Linked DNA regions of Homo sapiens: region 2 is linked to region 1. The links are chromatin loops, found by intact Hi-C in ENCODE. Cell type or tissue: gastrocnemius medialis. All regions are shown on one strand. Each heading gives the region's core, and the rest is flanking DNA. Links, peaks and the distances in the headings are about the cores only.

What was found. Hi-C counts contacts between places; a loop is a spot of excess contacts. Peaks named below come from ENCODE experiments on the same cell type or tissue, not always from the same donor. Only the 100,000 strongest peaks of a DNase experiment are listed, where the experiment ranks them.
Region 2: a loop joins it to region 1, with 7 times the contacts of the local background. A loop is called at or near these places in 8 of 110 quality-filtered maps.

Annotation. Positions count from the first base shown.
Region 1 is chr14:75,234,115-75,245,348 of GRCh38, reverse strand. No RefSeq gene overlaps it. Among named protein-coding and RNA genes, the nearest start is that of FOS, 39 kb to the left of the region's middle. RefSeq lists an enhancer at 6,999-8,679. In gastrocnemius medialis, for the core only: CTCF peaks have their summits at 6,198 and 6,404 (motif pointing left); DNase peaks (open chromatin) are centred at 2,668, 6,418, 7,698 and 8,788; H3K27ac peaks cover 6,632 bases.
Region 2 is chr14:75,144,859-75,156,092 of GRCh38, reverse strand. TMED10 (transmembrane p24 trafficking protein 10) reads left to right here. Exons shown (of 5, transcript NM_006827.6): 2 at 3,950-4,061; 3 at 8,356-8,429. Among named protein-coding and RNA genes, the nearest start is that of NEK9, 23 kb to the right of the region's middle. RefSeq lists an enhancer at 3,065-3,729 and silencers at 8,093-8,387, 8,333-8,627. In gastrocnemius medialis, for the core only: a CTCF peak has its summit at 8,521; DNase peaks (open chromatin) are centred at 5,702, 6,122, 8,142, 8,482 and 1 weaker place; H3K27ac peaks cover 7,514 bases.

The DNA.
Region 1 (11,234 bases), core at 1,530-9,529:
GCCTCAGCCTCCCGAGTAGCTGGGATTACAAACTCATGCTACCATGCCCGGCCAGTTTAGTTTGTTTTTATTTTTCTGCACTGGATACTCCTACTCAAGGTTTGTTGTTTTTTAATTATAAAAGTAATACATGTTTTTAAAATTCCAATAATCAAGAAGTAAGTAACACTAATAAAAAGGTAAAGTCTTCTCCACCTTCATCCCTGGAGCCACTTTTTAGAGGTAGCTTTGGGGAGTAATAATATTGATGAGAATAATCACTAATGTTTATAAAGGGCTTACTGTGTTCCAGGCATCACTGTAAGTACTTTACATGTGTTTTCACACTGAATGTGTGGGATAGAAATGTTAAAGTTGCAAAGCTAATAAAATCCAAATAATCTGACTCTAGAACCACTACACTGCCTACAATTAGATGTTTAGTCATAAATATACACATACACATATTTAAACCACAGTGAGTTCATGTTACACATTCTGTTCATAATCATCTATTTTAACTGACTATCATCTTTGACACCACTCAATGTCACTTTCCCGTTAAGAACGTGGAGCTCTTGGCTAGGAAAACTTTCCTGGATACAGATGACTTTCAGGATGGCAGCCCATTCATTTCGGAGTTGAGCTTCCCTAGGCCTCCAGCAAATAGTAATAACCCTCATGTCTGAAGCAGGTGACAAATGGAAAAGAGGTGGGCATCAGCCTTAGGATATTGAGCTTTTAACCTATTGGTCATTGGTTGAGAGATGTCCATGTGTTACATGCCCTTTGAGGGCAGAGACTATGCCTTAGACCCAAGTATATTTCCAGAGCCTAGTACAGTGTGTTTGGCATGGTTGGCACAGAGAGAGTGCTCAAGAAACATTTATTGAGTGAATAGATAAAGAGACTACTTGTTGAAAATCACTTTGGTGCAGGGCATCAAGAAATGAGACTCATGCTGGGTCCTCTGTGGAGAGGTTCCTAAGCCCTAAAGGTGAACACAACTGACCTGGATTCATGAGCATTTATTATTAATGACGTCATGCTGATGTTCAAACAGGATTTCCACAGTTTCTCATTCTTACGCATTGAAGTAAAACAAATATCTTGCATACCATCAGTAGACAGTTTTAAAAGGGCATCTGGGCCAAGCATGGTGGCTCACGCTTATAATCCTAGCACTTTGGGAGGCCGAGGTGGGTGGATCGCTTGAGGCCAGGAGTTTGAGACCAGCCTGGCCAACATGGTAAAACCCCATCTCTACTAAAAATACAAAAATTAGCCAGGCATGGTGGCACGTGCCTGTGGTCCCAGCTACTCGGGAGGCTGAGGAGGGAGAATTACTTGAACTCAGGAGGCGGAGGTTGCAGTGAGCAGAGATCACGCCACTGCACTCCAGCCTGGGCAACAGAGCAAGACTCTGTCTTAAAAAAAAAAAAAAGGCATCTGGTCCATCATAAAGGTGGTATAGAATGGTGGTTATAAGTTTGGGATCTAGGTAATCCCAGCACTTTGGGAGGCCGAGGTGGGTGGATCACAAGGTCATGAGTTCAAGACCAGCCTGGCCAAGATGGTGAAGCCCCGTCTCTACTAAAAATACAAAAATTAGCTGGGTGTGATGGCGGGTGCCTGTAATCCCAGCTACTCGGGAGGCTGAGGAAGGAGAATCGCTTGAACCCGGGAGGCAGAGGTTGTGGTGAGCTGAGATCGCACCATTGCACTCCAGCTTGGGCAACGAGTGAAATTCTGTCTCAATAAATAAATAAATAATAAGTTTGGGATCTAGAGTCAGCCAACCTAGGTTCAAATCATCCTAGCTGTGACATGTACTAGCTGTGTGGTCTTGGCATGTTACTTAATCTCTCTGTGGCTTTATTTTCCCATCTGTGAAATGGGGCTAGTAAGAGTACCTACCTCATAAAGTTGTGGGGGTTATCTGAGTTGATGGATATAGAACGTTTTTTTTTTTTTTTGAGACCGAGTCTCGCCCTGTTGCCCAGGCTGGAGTGCAGTGGTGTGATCTCAGCTTACTGCAACCTCTGCCTCCTGGGTTCAAGTGATTCTCATACCTCAGCCTCCCAAATAGCTGGGACTACAGGCACATGCCAACATGCCTGGCTACTTTTTGTATTTTAAGTAGAGACGGAGTTTCGCCGTATTAGCCAGGTTGGTCTCGAACTCCTGACCTGAAGTGATCCACCCGTCTCAGCTTCCCAAAGTGCTGGGATTACAGGCATGAGCCACCACACCCAGCCTGGATATAGAACCTTTAAATGAGTAATAAGCATACAGTCAACATTCAATAAATATTAGCTAGTACCTTTACTATGGAGAGTCCTGTTATGTGACTTTTAAAAAGAGACCAAATTAAATGATGATATGAGATCTTCTGTAATTTCTCCCTCATCATGTCCCGTAAAGCCAAATGTGCTACTGATTTTGAAATATTGTACATGTTGAGCACAGAATATATTGTTTTAACTTGTTCTCATCCCTGGAAGGCATTCCAATTCATTATTAGTTTCTTGGCAGTTAAAGCACATGCCTTTCTGGTAATACTGCCTAATACACATAATCCCTTTAATACCCACCCACTGAGTATAGCGAGTGCTCCCTCCTCCGTGTCATTGGCTGCAGAATCTTCTCTCCCTTTCCCCTAAGTGGCCCAGCGTCATCGCATTCAGGGGGAGCTACTGTAACCACTGCAGCTGTTCTAAAATTGCAAGTGTGCCAACAGCCATCTTCCTTTCCTCTCTAGTCCCGCAGGCTCCTGTTCACACAGGCTTTCTCCATCTCCCTCTCTGTCACAGCGGGCTATCTGTCAGGATTCATGAGCCTAAGAAGGCACTGTCTAAAATTCTGAAAGCTGGCCAGGCACAGTGGCTCACGCCTGTAATCCCAGCACTTTGGGATGCCAAGGCGGGCGGATCATTTCAGGCCAGGAGTTCGAGACCAGCCTGGCCAACATGGTGAAACCCCGTCTCTACTAAAAATACAAAAGTTAGCCAAGCGTGGTGGCAGGCGCCTGTAGTCCCAGCTACTCGAGAGGCTGAGGCAGGAGAATCGCTTGAAGCCGGGAGGCAGAGGTTGCAGTGTGCCAAGATCGCACCACTGCACTCCAGCCTGGGCGATAGAGCGAGACTCAAAAAAAATAAAATAAATAAAATAAAATTCTGAAAGTTTCCCAAAAAAATGCCCGTTATGTACCCACCTTTCCCACTGCAAGTTTGTTTATTGATTGATTGAGATAGAGTCTTGCTCTGCCACCCAGGTTGGAGTGCAGTGGCTCAATCTCAGCTCACTGCAACCTCTGCCTCCCAGGTTCAAGCAATTCCCATGCCTCAGCCTCTTAAGGATTACAAGCATGCACCACAATGCCTGGCTAATTTTTGTTTTTGTACCATTAGTAGAGACAGGGTTTCACCATGTTTGCCAGGCTGGTCTGGAACTCCCAGCCTCAAGTGTGATCCACCCACTTCGGCCTCCCAAAGTGCTGGGATTACAGGTATGAGCCACCACTCGGAGCCCCCACATTGCAAGTTTATTCTGGAATAACATCATTATTATTCTGTTATCATGGGGCAGACTCTGAGAAGAGGAGACAAAGGACTTAGGACAACAGTCCATGTACACACACACACACACACACACACACACAGATCTGTCTTTGGAAGATAAGTAGGCAGTTTTTGACACAGTATTAAATGAAAATATTTTGGGCAGTGATGCCTTCAGAGTATAGAAAAGCTAGGTCCGACGACGCGCGGTGGTTCACGCCTGTAATCCCAGCACTTTGGGAGGCCAAGGCAGGTGGATCACGAGGCCAGGAGATTGAGACCATCCTGGCTAACACAGTGAAACCCCGTCTCTACTAAAAATACAAAAAAATTAGCTGGGTGTGGTGGCAGGCGCCTGTAGTTCCAGCTACTCGGGAGGCTGAGGTAGGAGAATGGCGTGAACCTGGGAGGCGGAGCTTGCAGTGAGCCGATGGTGCCACTGAACTCCAGCCTGGGCGACAGAGCGAGACTCCGTCTCAAAAAAAAAGGAAAGCTAGGTCCTACTTTAATAAAGCCTAATAAATGAAGATGTAAATATTAAAACAGATGAATTAAGTGGTGATTAACTGTCTTGTAAAAAATTGCTTTGTGTATATAGGCAGTATCAGGGATTTAATTAGTCTCTCTCCATGCATTTGAACCTGATTTATAGCATGAGGTCTCTTTTAATCCTATCTCCACTTCCTCAAAGATACTGATGTCAGCTACCACCAGAATTGCTGAGCTGAATTCCCTGACCCAAGGTGGCTCGGTTTAATTCAGTCAAGTATTAGGCATTCAGCCTGTTGAATCCTCTCCTGTGCCCAGATCCCTAAGGCCAGCCTCACCCAGGGTGTGGCCTGGGCAGAGAGGGCAACCCGCCCGTGGGATGGAGCTGCAAGGTTCTGATGGTCTTCGTAGAATCACAGCTGGCTTGGCAGTTTCTTGGCAGTTTCTTGACCAAGCGGGAGACATAGATGGAGGCATGTTGTCTTCCAGGAAGGACACGGAGGTCCATATAAAAATTCTCTACTCTTATCCCACAGATGCGTGGTGGCATGGGAGTGCGGAAAAGGCAGGCCCCGCCATAGATGGTGGGAAAACCGCTGGAAAGATGCTGATCCATGGTGGCTGATCACCATGGTGAGATGGGTACCATACTAATGGTTCCATCCTCAACAGTGCTACCTGCATGATACAACTGTGGGCAGGACAGGCCAGGTCTATTCTCTGCCCTTCTGTTTGAGGCTTTGGAGACAGACAACTGCAGGCCCACTGGTTTTACTCATGGTCAGACTTCCCAGGACCTGGCCTTTCCTCTTCAATGTCACTGTCATTTCCCACAAACCCTATCCCTCACAACATTTGAGAAAGCTTTAGTTCAAAAATGTGGCTTCTTCCCCTATTCATTCATTCGGCAAAAACTTATTGGGCAGGCTGAGCAGTAGGCCCAGTAAGGAAATGCAGTCTTGGCTGGGCGGGTGGCTCATGCCTGTAATCCCAGCACTTTGGGAGGCTGAGGCAAGGGATCACTTGAGGTCAGGAGTTTGAGACCAGCCTGGCCAACATGACAAAACCCCATCTCTACTAAAAATACAAAAAAAAAAAATGAAATGCAGTCTTGTCTTGTAGAACCCCAGGAAAGATTGCAGAGCATTCAAGCACTGCAGCAAGGGTGAGCAAAGATGGAGTAGAAAGGGACCTGATCCAGGTGTGGAGGAGTTAACACATCCTGCTTGAGTTGAGGCCTGAAAGAAGCTTTGGAATTTTTCAGGGGAAAAAAAGTGACAGGAAGGGCATTCTAGGCAGATGGAATGGTGCATGCTAACACACAGAGGATGGGAGAGTTCAGCACATTTAGCTTTAAGGTGCCAAGGACAGGATACCGTAGCTCATGCCCATAATCCCAGCAATTTGGGAGGGTGAGACGCATGGATCACTTGAGCCCAGGAGTTAAAGACCTGCCTGGGCAATATGGCAAAACCCCATCTCTACAAAAAAAAAAAAGTGGAAAAATTAGCCAGGCGTGGTGGCACATGCCTGTGGTCCCAGCTACTGGGGAAGCTAAAGTGGGAGGATGGGAGGATCCCTTGAACCCCGGAAGTCGAGGCTACAGTGAGTCGAGATCACGCACTGCATCCCAGCCTGGGTGACAGAGTGAGACATTGTATCCAAAAAAAAAAAAAAATGTGCCAAGGAGTGGAAGGAGGAGAGGGCTGGTGTGAAGGGTTGAGAGGATTGCAGTTTGAGCTGAGCCAGAGAAATAAGCAGGTCCCAGGTTGCAGAGGGCCTTGTCTACCTGGTAAAACATTTAGGTTTTCTCCAGAGAGAGAAATGAAGGGCCATGGAACAGGCTTACCCAGTGGGATCACAGGATTTGTGTTTTAGAAAGGACACAGACAGCATGATGGAGTGGCATTGGAAGGCAACAAGCAGACCACTAAAGAGCCAGAATGGTGAGCTCCTGCCCCCAGCCATGGTGGGGGGAGGACATGAGTAGCAAGATTCTGCCTAAATTAATTATTAATAAGCGACGCAGTGATTCATCTATACCTTCCCCATTCCTAGCTTCATTTCCCCATCCAGCCCCTAGGAGCCCTGACTTTGATTCTAGTCCGTTTCTGTTTCCTTCTTCCCTTAGCTGCCCTCTTCACTGGAATTCTCTAAGGTGCCTGTTCAGCCCTATGGAAACGGCTGCCAGATTCTTCTGTTTTCTTCATGGAAAGCTCCCAAGTTTTTCTCTCCAAAATCCCTTAGAAGTGCTTTGGCCAGTGGAAGAGAGGGGTCTTCAACGTCTTTCAAAGAACAGCTAAGAAATAGTGGCTCAGTGAAGTTGCTAGTTATGGGAACGCCACCTGCTGTGGGAGCTGCCAGTGACGGGAAGCCCAAATCAGCAAGATGAGCCCCAGCCGCAGGCCTCACATTCTGGCAGTCTCCACGAGCCAAGAGGTGTCCATGCCAAGTCCTCATTCCCATGGTGATGCCTTATGGGCTCCATCATGTTAGCCAGAATATACCCTGGGAGATTATACCTGGGAGACACGTAGCTCAACAAGTACGGAACATGTCTTCCCTGCTGGTATTGGGGGGACAGGATGAATATCTGTCTGATAAGCTCACTGAGATATGTTAGGCTTGTTCCCTGTGAATAATTTATATTTTGAGAAACCTAGTACTTTCAAATTCATACAATAATGAGCTGTGTTATATTAGGATTCTGTTGTATGTTCACCTATCAAAATTTATACCTTAAATACTCACACTCAATATGGGGAGATACAAAGATAATTTAGATATCATATATGATTAACTATAGAAAACACATATCTTTTTTTTTTTAAGAGACAGGGGTCTCACTATGTTGCCCAGGCTGGTGTCAAACTCCTGGGCTCATGCAATTCTCCTACCTCAGGTTCCCAACATGCTGGGATTACAGGTGTGGGTAACCATGCCTGGTCAGAAAACACATATCTTAACACAATACACGATAATCACAATAGCAGGAAACAAGTTTTGTTTTGTTTTGTTTTTTTAATCAGAAAGGCAACATTTCCAGGTGAAAATTTTCCTCAGTGATGTAGGAAATGCCATCTTCTGTCATCAGCCCATCTCTAAATTCTCACTCTCACATTTGTTCATGTAGCTGCTACTCCTAATTCCAGATGAAAAATTCCTGTCGTTCAAAGGCAGAGCCGTTTGTAATTTATGCAACCCCTGGGTTCCATCAAATGAAAAGAGTTACTGAAATAGAAGTTATTCTTATTGCCATGCCAACAGCAGACCCACAACCTCAGCTTACAAACACATTCTGTGCTAAAGCCCAAAGCACATACCCTCACGTGCCTCCATCAGAAAGATCTTTCCATTTCCTTCAAGAACAGACCTCCTTCACGTACAATATCCCTCCCAGTAGCATACGTAGGCCTCATTCCTCAGGGAGCTGGCAGGAACACACACACACACACACACACACACACACACACACACACACACTCCTCCAGCACACACCTCCTTTCTCATTTTCCAGAGACCCGGGGGTGTGTGTGTGTGAATGTCTGAACTGATGACATATTGTGACAGAGGACGCAAGACAGTGAGGCACAGCCTCAAAGCAATGCAGGTCACAGCAATAGGCTTTATATAACCCAGAGCCATGGAGAGACCCAAAATAGCAGCCTCCCTGCTGCTCAGTTAGTCTCCTCCATCAACCAGGGATAAAATTAGAGCAGGCGCTGACGTGCACCTGCGTCTGCACAGGGACTCCAGGGAGACAGTGAGAACAGGCTCGACACTCTGCCATCGGCCACGCAGACTGCCAGATTTTTCAGACCCAATCTGTTACCAGACAGAACTCTGTGTGTGTGTGTGTGTGTGTGTGTGTGTGTGTGGTACACACACGCACGGGTGTACATGTGAGCCATGTGGAGCCCTGCTCTGAGAACATTTCAAGGGAATGGCTGGGAAGTTTGGCGGCATGGGGCTTTGAGAAGAATGTTCCAGGTTTTTGGGGGAGGAAGTCAGTCCCCACACCAGTCCCCATTTTACTTCATAGTTCCTTCTCGCCGCCCTCCCTACCGCTTCTCTCTGGCCTGTGTGGGGTCAAGTTTGGCTGGGAAGTCCTTCCTCTAAGACCTCGTTCTGCAAAACAAACAACAAACTAAAACAAAATCCTGCTGTGTTTATTTCAATTCAACCAAACACACACAGTCTGGAGAGTAAAAGCTTGTGCCAAGAGGTCCAGAGGAGAGACAGGCTGGTGAATGTGGCCGACTGTTCTGCAGGCCCCGGGCCCCCACTTTGTCTGGAAGCCATGAACGCTGCTTACAGGTGGGATTGGCAGAAATCCTGTCCTGCCGAGGCAGCAGGTGATTTGTTCTTTTTCTGCTTGAGGGAAAACAGGGCAGAATGATTTTTTCCCCCAAAAGATGCACAGTTAAAGGTTAGTCATTTTGTACCAGATATGATACAAATTTCAAGGGAGGAAGCATGGCTGACCCCAGGAACCAGAGACCAGATAAATAGGTACAAACTAGATGGAATGAGACAAGATTGTGTTTTGTTTTGTTTTTAGGAAAGAGCCGTCATCCCACACTATGACCTCTGAAATTCTACTATTATACATTAATTTTGGGAAGTTTATGTTCTTGGACTTCCCTTTTAAGTAAATACTTTAGAAGCTGGCCATGGTGGCGCGTGCATATAGTCCTAGCTATTTGGGAGACTGAGGTGGGAGGATTGCTTGAGCCCAAGAGTTCAAGGTTACAGTGAGCTACAATCATACTACTGCACCCCAGCCCACTGGGTGACAGAGCGAGACGGCCTCTCTAAAAAAGTTTTGGCCAGGCGCAGTTACTGGCCAGCTACTCGGGAGGCTGAGGCGGGAGGGTCGCTTGAGCCCAGGAGGTTGAGGCTGCAGTGAGCAGTGACTGTGCCACTGCACTCCTGGCTAGGTGACACAGTGAGACCTTGTCTCAAAAAAAAAAAAAAAAATGTGGGGGGCTGGGCGCAGTGGCTCACGCCAGTAATTCCAGCACTTTGGGAGGCTGAGGCAGGTGGATCACGAGGTCAGGAGATCGAGATCAGCCTGGCCAACATGATGAAACCCTATCTCTACTAAAGATACAAAAATTAGCCAGGCATGGTGGCACACGCCTGTAATCTCAGCTACTCCAGAGGCTGAGGCAGGAAAATCACTTGATCCAGAGAGTCAGAGGTTGCAGTGAGCCGAGATCGCGCCACTGCACTGCAGCCTGGTGACAGTGCAAGCCTCCATCTCAAAAAAAATAAATAAAAAATAAAAAAATTTAAGAAGAAAAAAAACACCTTAGTGAGTGGTAATATATTCAACTATTTCACATGGAGGTATCCATAATTTATCCTTTTCCTTTTAAGGTAACCCAAATAAATCCTGGATTCCCATATAGCCCAGGATCTGTGCAGTATCATTTTCACAAAACAAAACAATATACACACGCATGCGAGAGCACACACACACACACACAATAATCTAATTTTTAATGGCCGGGTGTGGTAGCTCACACTTGTAATCCCAGCATTTTGGGAGTTCAAGATGGGTGGATTACCCTAAGGTCAGGAGTTTCAGACCATCCTGGCCAACATGGCGAAACCCCGTCTCCACTAAAAATACAAAAAATTACCTGGGCGTGGTAACACATGCCTGTAATGCCAGCTCCTCGGGGGGCTGAGGAAGGAGAATCACTTGAACCCAGGAGGCAGAGGTTGCAGCGAGCCAAAATCGAGCCACTGCACTCAATCCTGGGCAACAAGAGCGAAACTCCGTCTCAAAATAAAATAAAATAAAATAATTTTTAAAATAATTCCCATTTTTATTTAAATATTGAGAAAAGCAACAAAAAGGATCTGACAGCAAGCAAAGCCACACTCTGAACTTCCCCTTTCCCTCCTCCAAGTCTTTTTTTTTTTTTTTTGAGACGGAATCTTGCTCTGTCACCCAGGCTGGAGTGCAGTGGTGTGATCTCAGCCCACTGCAACCTCCACTTCCCAGGTTCAAGCAATTCTCCTGCCTCAGCCTCCCAAGTAGCTCGGACTACAGGTGCGTGCCACCACACCCAGCTAATTTTTGTATTTTTATTTTATTTTATTTTATTATTTTTTTTTTTTTGAGACAGAGTCTTGCTCTGTCGCCAGGCTGGAGTGCAGTGGTGCGGTCTTGGCTCACTGCAACCTCTGCCTCCCGGGTTCAAGCGATTCTCCTGCCTCAGCCTCCTGAGTAGCTGGGATTACAGGCACACAACCACACCCGGCTAAATTTTGTATTTTTAGTAGAGACGGGGTTGCACCATGTTGGTCAGGCTGCTCTCAAACTCCTGACCTCGTGATTTGCCCACCTTGGCCTCCCAAAGTGCTCGGATAACAGGCGTGAGCCACCACGCCCGGCCCCCTCCTCCTCTGAGCCCTTTAAAAATTCCAGACACCCATAGATATTGCTCTCCCTCTCTCAACCTCTCCCTTAGCTCTTTATTTTTGTGTCAATTGACCAGCATCTCTGGCTTCTTTTAGTCCTCTCCAATCTGCTCACTCTTTGGCTTCTTCAAGCACAAAAAGGAAGCAGCCGAGGCTGACTCAGTAAGCAAGAATCTGTTCCCCCTTCAAAGTCCAGGCGTAAGGGTTCAGAGACAGTGCGGCTACTCACCCTGCTAGACCGACAGGGCTGTGGGGCTGTGGCGGGTGGGGTGGGGGAGATCTCTGAGGAAAGGACTTTGCTAAAGGAGATAGGAAGGAAGGGGGTGGAGAAATGGAGTGGAGGGAACTTCAAAGTGAAATTTCTGTCGTTGGACAGTTTTTGTCTTTGGCCTACCTTGTACAGTCACCAAGAGTTGAGACCAAGAGCTTATTGAAAGTACACGGTACTTTGTCTTAGTATTCTGTCCACCTTTTCTGTACTCTCTACCGGCTTTCAACCTCTGGTCTCACTATCCCCACTGAACATTGGCCCCACTGAACAGCCCCGCTGCTACTGAACAGGTTTCTTCATGCCCTTTGTTCATGAAGAAACTTTGTTCTTGACTTTCTCTTTCTTTCTTTTTTTTTTTTCTGTTTTTTTGAGATGGAATCTCTCCCTGTCACCCAGGCTGAAGTGCAGTGGCACAATCTCTGCTCACTGCAACCTCCGCTTCCCGGGTTCAAGCAGTTCTCCTGCCTCAGCCTCCCTAGTAGCTGGGATTACAGGTGCAC
Region 2 (11,234 bases), core at 984-8,983, 89 kb after region 1:
AAATTCCTTATTGCCCTTCCACTTTGTACTAAATGAAGCTTAAACTCCTTAGCATGCTATTCTAGTTCTACATGATTGGGCCAGTACCTCTCCAGGCACTTAACCTCTCTGGGCCTCAGTTTCCTCCCATGGAACACGGGGGAAATAATTCTTGCCAGTAGGGTTATAGTGAGGATTAAATTTAAAATGCTTATAAAGCAGCAACACATTATTTGACACTTAGTAAGTATTCAGTAAATACTAGCTATTAGTAATATGATAATGCCATATTTTTGTTTTATGTTTTTCTGGACCCAGGCCTTCATATTTGCTGTCTCTTCTACCCTGAACTTCTTTACCCCTCTTTCCCTTGATTGAAATTCATCCTTTAGGACTCAGCTCATGTGCTACCCCCTCCTAGATACACTCCCTGACCCTCCATAATCCCATGGCACTTGTGCATACCTCTGGTAGCATGCCTTGCACATTGCAGTGAAGCGCTCTCTCTCTGTTAGCTTTATTGAGGTATAATTGGCAAATAAAAATTGTTTATATTCAAGATATATAATGTGATGTTTTGTTATACATACACATTGTGAAGTGAATACCACAATCAAGCTAATTAACATATTTCATCACCCCATACAAATGTCTAACAAATACATTAAAAGTTCCCCAGTATCACTAACCATCAGGGAAATGCAAACCAAAACCACTATGAAGGCATATCATTTCTTATCACTCTCCTCTCCTCATTTAGACTCATAAGCCCTTTGAAGACAGGAACTATCTTACTCATACTTGTATCCCAGTGACCAGCACAGGTCTAGGTATCTTAAATGTTTGATAAATTAGGCCGGGCGTGGTGGCTCACACCTGTAATCCCAGCAGTTTGGAAAAGCCAAGGCAGGCGGATCACTTGAGGTCAGGAGTTGGAGACCAGCCTGGCCAACATGGTGAAACCCCATCTCTACTAAAAACATAAAAATTAGCCGGGCTTGGGGGTGCATGCCTGTAGTCCCAGCTACTTGGGAGGCTGAGGCAGGAGAATCACTTGAATCCGGAAGGCGGAGGTTGCAGTGAGCCGGGATTGCGCCACTGCCCTACAACCTGAGTGACACAGCGAGACTCTGTCTCAAAAAAAAAAAAAGGGCCAGGTGAGATGGCTTACACTTGTAATCCCAGCACTTTCAGAGGCCAAGGCAGGTGGATCACGAGGTCAGGAGATCAAGACCATCCTGGCTAACACGGTGAAACCCCGTCTCTACCAAAAATACAAAAAATTAGCCGGGTGTGGTGGCATGTGCCTGTAATCCCAGCCACTTGGGAGGCTGGGGCAGGAGAATCGCTTGAACCCGGGAGGCAGAGGTTGCAGTAAGCCGAGATCGCATCACTGCACTCCAGCCTGGGTGACAGAGCGAGACTCTGTCTCAAAAATAAATAAATAAAAATAAATTTAAAAGTTTGACAAATTAGCAAATGGTGCTGGATGGCAGAAGACAGTTGACTAATACTACTGTTTATTAGGGAATTTAGAAGATGTGCCATAAAACTTTTTTTAGTTAATCTGTCATTTCAAATTTATCTAGTAGTGATAACTTTTCTTTAGTTATTATCAATTTTTTCCAAAATAAAATAACTTTATTATTATTTTTGAATATAAGTGATCCAGTGATACATGCCTTTTTTTTTTTTTTTTTTTTTTTTTTTTTGAGACAGAGTCTCGCTGTGTTGCCCAGGCTGGAGTGCAGTGGCACAGTCTCGGCTCACCGCAACTTCTGCCTCCCGGGTTCAAGCGATTATCCTGCCTCAGCCTCCAAAGTAGCTGGGATTACAGGCGCCCAATACCACTCCTGGCTAATTTTTTTTTTTTTTTGTATTTTTAGTAAAGACGGGGTTTCACCATGTTGGCCAGGCTGGTCTCAAACTCCTGACCTCAGGTGATCCACCTGCCTCGGCCTCCCAAAGTGCTGGGATTACAGGTGCGTGAGCCACTGCACCTGGCAGAGCTACCACGCCCGGCTACATGTCATTTTCAAAAAAGGCCGGGTGTGGTGGCTCACGCCTGTAACCCCAGCACTTTGGGAAGCCGAGGCGGGTTGGATTATGAGGTCAGGAGATCGAGACCATCCTGGCCAACACAGGGAAACCCTGTCTTTACTAAAAATACAAAAAAATTAGCTGGGCATGGTCGTGGGTGCCTGTAGTTCCAGCTACTCGGGAGGCTGAGGCAGGAGAATCACCTGAACCCGGGAGGCGGAGGTTGCAGAGAGCCGAGATCACGCCACTGCACTCCAGCCTGGGGACAGAGTGAGACTCCATTTCAAAAAAAAAAAGGGAAAAAAAAATAGAAAGTCTCACCCCTCAGAAATAACTACTGTTATAAAGTACTTTTAAATATATAAGCTTAAATGTGTGCTACTTAATTTTCCTGCTTAAAATTTCCCCTTAAAAGAATTATGTTTTAACAAATAGCATTAGAACATCCAGTTTAATGTAATTAAGCCACTACTTTTGTGTTCCACATTGCAAAGTAGCTTCCAGTCTTAAGTGATGAAATATGCTTTCTACTAAGACAGCCACGTGCTCTAGAAATGAAGGCTAAGATCCAGTCTGTTAAATTACCATGGAATTCCCTTGCTTTGTATGTGGCTGTTTACTTAGCAGTATATGCCCTTTATTCTGTGCTGATAGGCCATTCTTTGGTAATAGAGCAGCTTAAGTCTGAAGAGCTAAAGCTAAGGATCTAGAAGAAAGGAATAATCATTTATGGAAGCCAAAGATACCTTTTTTTTTTTAGGATAAATTTCTCTCCTTTTTGTTTTTGTTTTTGTTTTTTTGAGACAGAGTCTTGCTCTGTCACCCAGGCTGCAGTGACACGGCAAGCTTCCCAGTACCTGGGACTATAGGTGCGCACCACCATGCCTGGCTAATTTTTGTATTTTTTGTAGAGATGAGGTTTCGCCATGTTGGTCTTGAACACTTTTTTTTTGAGACAGAATCTCACTCTGTCATCTGGGCTGGAGTGCAGTGGCGCAATCTTGGCTCACTGCAACCTCCGCCTCCCAGGTTCAAGCGATTCTCCTGCCTCAGCCTCCTGAGTAGCTGGGACTACAGGCATATGCCACTGCGCCCAGCTGATTTTGGTATTTTTAGTAGAGACGAGGTTTCTCCATGTTGGTTGGCCAGGATGGTCTTGATCTCTTGACCTCGTGATCCATCCGCCTCGGCCTCCCAAAGTGCTGGGATTACAGGCGTGAGCCACCGCGCCCAGCCAGGTCTTGAACTCTTGAGCTCAAGTGATCCTCCTGCCTTGGCGTTCCAAAGTTTGGGATTACAGGCGTGAGCCACCATGCCTGGCCAGAAACTTCTTTTTTGTTTCCTGTGTTTTGTTCCCACTCTACCTGGCCGTTGACATAATTAACATGAAATTTGCAGGAATAGATCTCCTGGATTGTCTTCTCTATGTATGCTTTTCTTCCTGCTGTCCTTGTATTGTGTGTCCTAATTTTATTCTCCACCCACACCCCTTCCCCATCAAATTTGTTTTATAGAATAAATGTGTTTTTATATATCTTTGTCCCTCTTGTATAATCTTTTGATAATTGTCTACTTTCATTTTTGTGACATGTTCCTCTATGCGGAATGATACTAGTGAGTTTTTGCCAATAAATCCAATGTATGTAACTTGGAGCATTAGCTAGATTAACTTTTTGGTATGGTAAGACATCCTATAGCAGCAACAGATTTTAGCCCACAGTGTGATTAGGCTATTTGAATGGATGAAATTTGCTGTATTTGGATTTAATCTTCTAATCCAGTTTTTGTCTTTGGGGATGGTTGGAACATAGTCATCATAATGAGAACTATCAATTGTCTTTCATAGATAGTGTCTCTATCTTCCCAGTTTCTGTAAGTTCTCTTCCTGAGTGTTATTTGCTGCCTATTCTTACTACTTTTCTTATTTTAGATCACAGATTCTGCTGGCCATATTCTCTACTCCAAAGAGGATGCAACCAAGGGGAAATTTGCCTTTACCACTGAAGATTATGACATGTTTGAAGTGTGTTTTGAGAGCAAGGGTGAGTAATCAAGAGTGTTTCTCTGGATTAAGAATCTTCTCCAACTCTAATGCTCCTTAATACAGTCAGCACTTAATATCTAGTTTCATTTGTATTCTTTATTTATTCTGATTTGGAGACCTGTTACCTTGTAGTCTTTGGAGCACCTTTTAAAAGGTCGACTACATGGAATAAAAGATTGAATAGGTGGAACAGAGAGAATTTTTAGGGCAGTAAAAATATTCTGTATGATACTGTAATAGTGGATACATGTCATTATATGGTTGTCCGAACATTACATTTGGAATGTACACCAAGAGTGAATCCTAATGTAAACTGTGGACTTTGGTAGATAGTGATGTGTCCATGTAGGTTCATCATTTGTAATGAATGTACCACTCTGGTGGGAAATGGTGATAATGGGGGAGGCTATGCATATGTAAGAGGAAGGGGGATATGGGAAATCTTTGTGCCTTCCTCTCAGTTTTGTTGTGAACCTAAAACTGCTCTAACAAAGTGAAGTCTTAAAAAAAAGGCTGGGCATGGTGGCTCATGCCTGTAATCCCAGCACTTTGGGAGGCCAAGGCAGGCAGATCACTGAAGGTTAGGAGTTTGAGACCAGCCTGGCCAACATGGTGAAACCCTGTCTCTACTAAAAATACAAAATTAGCTGGGCATGGTGGCTCGTGCCTGTAACCCTAGCTGCTCAGGAGGCTGAGGCAGGAGAATCACTTAAACCCAGGAGGTGGAGGTTGCAGTGAGCAAGATTGTGTCACTGCACTCCAGCCTGGGTGACAGAGTGAGACTCCATCTCAAAAAAATAAACAACAACAACAACAAAAAAAACTGGCCGGGCGCAGTGACTCACGCTTGTAATCCCAGCAGTTGGGAGGCCGAGGCGGGCGGATCACCTGAGGCCAGGAGTTTGAGACCAGCCTGGCCAACATGGCGAAACCCCATCTCTACTAAAAATACAAAAATTAGCCAGATGTGGTGGTGGCACATGCCTGTAATCCCAGCTACTCGGGAGGCTGAGGCAGGAGAATTGTTTGAACCCAGGAGGCAGAGATTGCAGTGAGCCAAGATCGTACCACTGCACTGCAGCCTGGGTGACAGAGCGAGACTCTGTCTCAAAACAAACAAAAAGGATTGTCTGTTTGCCAGGCAAATGCAGAGAGAAAAATTATGAAGGGTCCTTTTACAAAGGAGACTCTTTAGGGCTATGATGTCAGCTAAGAGGATAGGCTGACAGTTCTATGCAAGAGACTGTATAGTCTGGACTCGACCATTCTGAGAAATGGTGGTTAGGTGATTTCGTTGTGCAAATATTAAGTGTACTTACACAAACCTAGATGTTATAGCCTACTACCCACCTCGGCTATATGGTATAGCCTACTACTGCTCCTAGGCTACAAAGCTGTAAAGCATGTGACTGTACTGAATACTGTAGGCAGTTAGAACACAATGCTATTTGTGTATCTAAACATAGAAAAGATATAGTAAAAATACAGTATTATAATAATCTTATGGGACCACCTTCATATATGCAGTCTGTCCTCGACTGAACTGTCTTCATGTAGTGCATGACTGTACTGTGCTGTGACAATCAGGGAGGTAGTTGGAAGACCTTGTAAGAAAGAAGATATCCTGATCATTTGGACCAGGTGGGGCTGTGAACTGCTTAAGTTTCACAACTTTTTCAATGAGGAAGTACATCTTCCATGGACAATGTCGTAATCAGGATTACACATTGGATTTGGGAGAACAGAACACTCTGGGTGCCACATTTTGTTTTGTTTTGTTTGAAGACTTGTTGTTTTCATGCTCAGAAGACACATGTGACTTGTCTTACTTTGTTCTCAGTCTTACCCTGTGCAGTCTTATTTATATTTCTCTTGCTTTCGAGTTAATCTTTCCAGTCTATCCAAAAGAAGTCCTTTTTTTGTGTGTGTGTGAAACAAGAGTCTTGCTCTGTCACCCAGGCTGGAGTGCAGTGGTGCGATCTTGGCTCACTGCAACTTTACCGGGTTCAAGTGATTCTCATGCCTCAGCCTCCGGAGTAGCTGGAACTACAGGCACGCACCACTGCGCCTGGCTAATTTGTGTATTTTTAGTAGAGACGGGTTTCATCATGTTGGCCAAGCTGGTCTCGAACTCGAACCTCAAGAGATCCACCTGCCTTGGCCTCCCAAAGTGCTGGGATTACAGGCATGAGCCACCGTGCCCATCCCAAAAGAAGTTCTTTACTGTCTTTCAAGCATGCCATACTCCGATTTTAATATCTGAGCCTTTGCTCATGCTTTGCCGTCTGCCTAGAGTACTTTGCCTAAGTCCTGCCTTTAGGTGTTCCCTTTTTAGTGAAGTCTGTCCACAACTACAATCTTCTCTCCTCTTCCCTTTGCTCCATATTGGAATTGTCTGAACCAGTTCCTTTGGCTTAAACTTTTACAGTGCTTTGCATTTTCACCATAGTTGTTTTGTGTATATGTCTTAGATCCCAATTGAATTATTTGAAGGCAGGGATTGTATCCTGGCTTAGTCCATTTTGTGCTGCTATAACAGAACATCGCAGAGTGGGTATAAACAGTAGAAATTTGTTTGGTTCATGGTTCTGGAGTCTGGAAAGTCCAAGATCAAGGGGCCACATCTGGTGAGGGCCTTTTTGCTGTGTCACAATAACATGGCAGAAGGTATCACATGGCAAGAGAATGCACAGGAGAGCAAGAAGGGGCTGAACTCACTTTTATAACAAACCTACTTCTATGATAATGACATTAAATCTATTGATGAGGGCAGAGCCCCATGACCTAGTCAATTCTTAAAGGTCCTACTTCTCCGCCAGGCACAGTGGCTCATGCCTATAATCCCAGCACTTTGGGAGGCTGAGGCAGGAGGATCGCTTGAGCCCAGGAGTTCCAGATCAGCCTGGACAGTATAGCGAGACCCTGTCTCTACAAAAAATACAAAAATTACCTGGGTGTGGTGGCTCACGCCTGTAGTCCCAGCTACTTGAAAGACTGAAGTGGGAGGATTGCTTGAGCCCAGGAGTTCGAGGCTACAGTGAGCCATGATGGTGCGTGCCACTGCACTCCAGCTTGGAAGACAAGAGTAAGAACCTGTCTCAAAAAATTTTTTTTAATTAAATAAATAAAATTAAAGGTTTTACCTCTCAACACTGTTGCATTGGGGATTAAGTTTCCAACACATGAACTTTGAGAGGGGCACATCGAAGCCGTAGCATATCTCTTTAAAATCTCCAGCACAGTTTTAGTACTTAGTGAGTTTTCAATGAGTAGTTATTGAATTGACTTCAGTTCATTTCAGAAAACTTCCAGTGTCTCTCAGGCATCAGAGGGTACAGTACCATTCAGTGTGGCTTATGGTTTCAGGAACCCCAGTGCTTCAGTGGCACTGTTTCCCACAACTTCTAATTTCATGCAGGCAGTTGTAAATTTTATAACTAGGTGAATTCCAGGGGATTGGGGCTGAACAGTTTTCTGGGGCTCCTTGGGTCTTTTCCTTTCTCCTACTTGATGATTTAAGATTAGAATGCTTCTTTGATCCAGCTGAATCAGATTGACTCTTCTAACATGAACTCTATTATAAGAAGCATCCCTGAGATTTGAACACTTAAAGTTGTTTTTTTTTTTTCCTTGAGCTGTTGTAACTCTTTTAAGGGCTTAGTGGGAATAGCTCTATGACATTGTACTCCTACTGAACTAGGCCATACATTGATCAAAATGTTTGAATTAAAGTGGAATATTAGATAAAACTTATGTTCTTTTCAGTACTCAGATTTATATTAAGTAAATCCAAGCTTAGCACATATCCAATAATCCTAATTCATCATGGCCTTCCCTCAAAATTTGACAGGGCAACCTTTTCAGATGTGGAAATACACATTTTCAGCCGAAGTTGTTGCCTACTATCTCTTGATTTATATGCCACTCAATTTCACACTGTTTTGATTTTTGAGTTTTATTTCCCAATTCAATAAGCCTGTGTGGTTTCCCTTCTGTTCTGTTCCTCTGTAGTACCAGTTGCAGTATCTTGTGTCCTTGCCTGCTCAGAGATGTTTGCCAGCAGCATGTTCTTGTTGCTTTCCGGCACCCCACACAGATAGAGGCTTTGTCTGGAATGTTTGTGATTTTAGCCAGAGCCAGGAATTTTCTGCAACTGAGCAGGGGGAGGAGTTGTGGCTGTTTCCCTCTATTGAGAGGGTAGGGGTTCTGTAGAGGGAGGGCGGGCGGGTGGGTGGGTAATTTCCCAGAATTTTAAGTATTTCACACAATGATTCCTTTGATTTCTTTCTCAGGAACAGGGCGGATACCTGACCAACTCGTGATCCTAGACATGAAGCATGGAGTGGAGGCGAAAAATTACGAAGAGGTATGTCCTGCTCTAACAGCCAGAGGAGGCAGCAGTGTGCTATGCTGTGAGGTTTCTGTGACCTCGGCAGGCCAACAGGCTGTGCTTTGCCCAAAGGGCTGTGGTTTCTTAGCAGTCTTGTGACAGCCAGCCATGATCTTACTGATACAAAAAGTGGTATTAACAGCCTTAGCCGGGCGCGGTGGCTCACTCCTGTAATCCCAGCACTTTGGGAGGCCAAGGCGGGTGGATCGCCTGAGGTCAGGAGTTCGATACCAGCCTGGTCAACATGGTGACACCAAGTTTCTACTAAAAATACAAAAATTAGCCAGGAGTGGTGGCGTGCGCCTGTAATCCCAGCTAGTCTACTCGGGAGGCTGAGGCAGGAGAATTGCTGGAACCTGGGGGGCAGAGGCTGCAGTGAGCCGAGATCGTGCCACTGCACTCCAGCCTGGGCGACAGGGCAAGGCTCCATCTCAAAAAAAAAAAAAAAAAAAAACAGCCTTGAAGAATAATTCTGGCTGTGCTGTCAGCCAAAGACTGAACAAACTGTCCCACAGAATGTTGGTTTGATAAAACACTGAAGCATATGGCATTAGTTCTCTTGAACTGTGTGTGTGTAGAGAGAGATATTTTAAATTTTTTAAAGCTGGAATTCAGTTATTTGTTAATGCCCAAGGTTAAGAAAAGTGATTTGTTTTTAATTCCTAAGACTTTTTCCCCAAGACCAACAGTTGTATATCTATCTATCTATCTATCTATCTATCTATCTATCTGGGGCATGGATTCAGTGCTGTTTAGTCTTGAACAACTGTTTTGTGTTTGGGAAATAACAATAGTCAAAGATAGTTTTTAGTTAAAATAATTTCAAACTTTCAAGGAAGAGGGCAGGATGGAGGAAAAAGCTGCAAGAGACTAGGAATGGTGATAATAGAAATTTGATGCTGATAAGAAGTTATTTATTATAGACTAATAAAAACTGACACTTATTTGGGTGACAGGGAGATGGAGGTGTACACAGAATGAGGAGAAGGACAACAGCCTTTTTCATCTCTGCGAGACTTGGGGGCAGCACAAAAGGGTTCTTCAAATGAAGGGCACCTTTGAAAAACCACAAGAACTATTTAAGACTAGATAATTGATCTTTACAGAAAGATAAGAGTATTTTTACCCAACAAAACAGTACGTAAGGGCATGAAGGAGGAGTGGGGTACAGGAAATAGAATGGGCTTTTGAAGAATGCAAACTAAGTAAATGAAGGAAAATTGGTTTAAGTGATTTAGGAAAATTGTCTAGGAATAGTGGAACAGAAGTTGCTCTCTCTTTGGACAGCACTTTGGAAGGGAAATATCCTAAAATGGAAGAAGATTGGAAATGACTGGTTAATTCTGCAACAGGAAGTAGTACAACAGTTGCAGCTCTTTCCTTGTTCAAATCCTCAATTGAATGAAACTAGGTAGCGTTATTTAGAGGCAGTAAATAGGAGCAAGTGATACAGTTGTGAATGGGAGACAGTTTCCGGTAGAGAATTTTCAATTGTTTGTTTCTGTTTCCAGGCTAGTTTAATTTAAATAAATAAAACAAGAAGACCTCTTTATTTGATGAACTTGAGTAAATTGAAAAATTTTTTTAAACCTTCATGATTCAGAAGAATCTTAATTATATTTAAATAAGATTATGTTAAAGTGCTTTTATAAGATATAAAACACTAGGGAGAATGTTCTCATTATTATAAGGTAGAAGAATAGGTAAAATGATTTCCAGTTTGTGGTTACTGCTTCTGTTCCCGAACTGTGGACCATTCTCAGTTGAATTTGTACTCTGTGGAATTTTACCTATTGTAATCTTTTTCTCCAACATGATGCCTGTCATTAAGGGTATTTATTTATTTATTTATTGAGATGGAGTCTCGCTTGGTTGCCCAGGCTGGAGTGCAGTGGCGGGATCTCTGCTCACTGCAAGCTCCGCCTCCCGGGTTCACGCCATTCTCCTGCCTCAGCCTCCCGAGTAGCTGGGACTACAGGCACCCATCACCACGCCCAGCTAATTTTTTGTATTTTTAGTAGAGACGGGGTTTCACCATGTTAGCCAGGATGGTCTCGATCTCCTGACCTCGTGATCTGCCTGTCTTGGCCTCCCAAAGTGCTGGCGGATTACATGCGTGAGGCACCGCGCCCAGCCCAAGGGTATTTATTAAATAACAACACATCAATGCCCTATTAGACAGTAGACATAGCTAGTTCCCCTCAAAAACAGATGACATTATTGTGGGTTTATATAAAGAATGCTTTGGACACAGCTGTCGTATAGCATTTTAGAACCCCTATACCTCCTGGAATTTCCATCATCCTTGGACTTTATAGACATTAGGAAAGGGGCTTTATCTTTCCTGACCTTTTGCTTAACCCAAGAGGGGAATCCCTAGCCCAAAGAAAACCACGGTGCTTCCTTTGCCTGCTTCCTGCTTCAGACGTCTGACATGTCCTAAGCCTGCCTTTACGCATGTAGTTACAACACAGCTCCAAGGTTCTGCTTCTTAACCAAGAAACTCCTCCCCACTACTTTCTTTAACATCTATCCCCACCCTCCTGCCCTTCACCCCTGCTCCCCAGCAGCAGACCAGATTGATGTAGAGGAGGAATGGCTATGACACAGTCCGAAGACCAGCCCTTTCTTCAGTCTGCAGCAAGGCTGCCTTGAACCTTGCTTAGAAATGGCTGTTAGCTGGCAGGGCACGGTGGCTCACACCTGTAATCCCAGCACTTTGGGAGGCCAAGGTGGGTGGATCACCCAAGGTCAGGAGTTGGAGACCAGCCTGGCCAACCT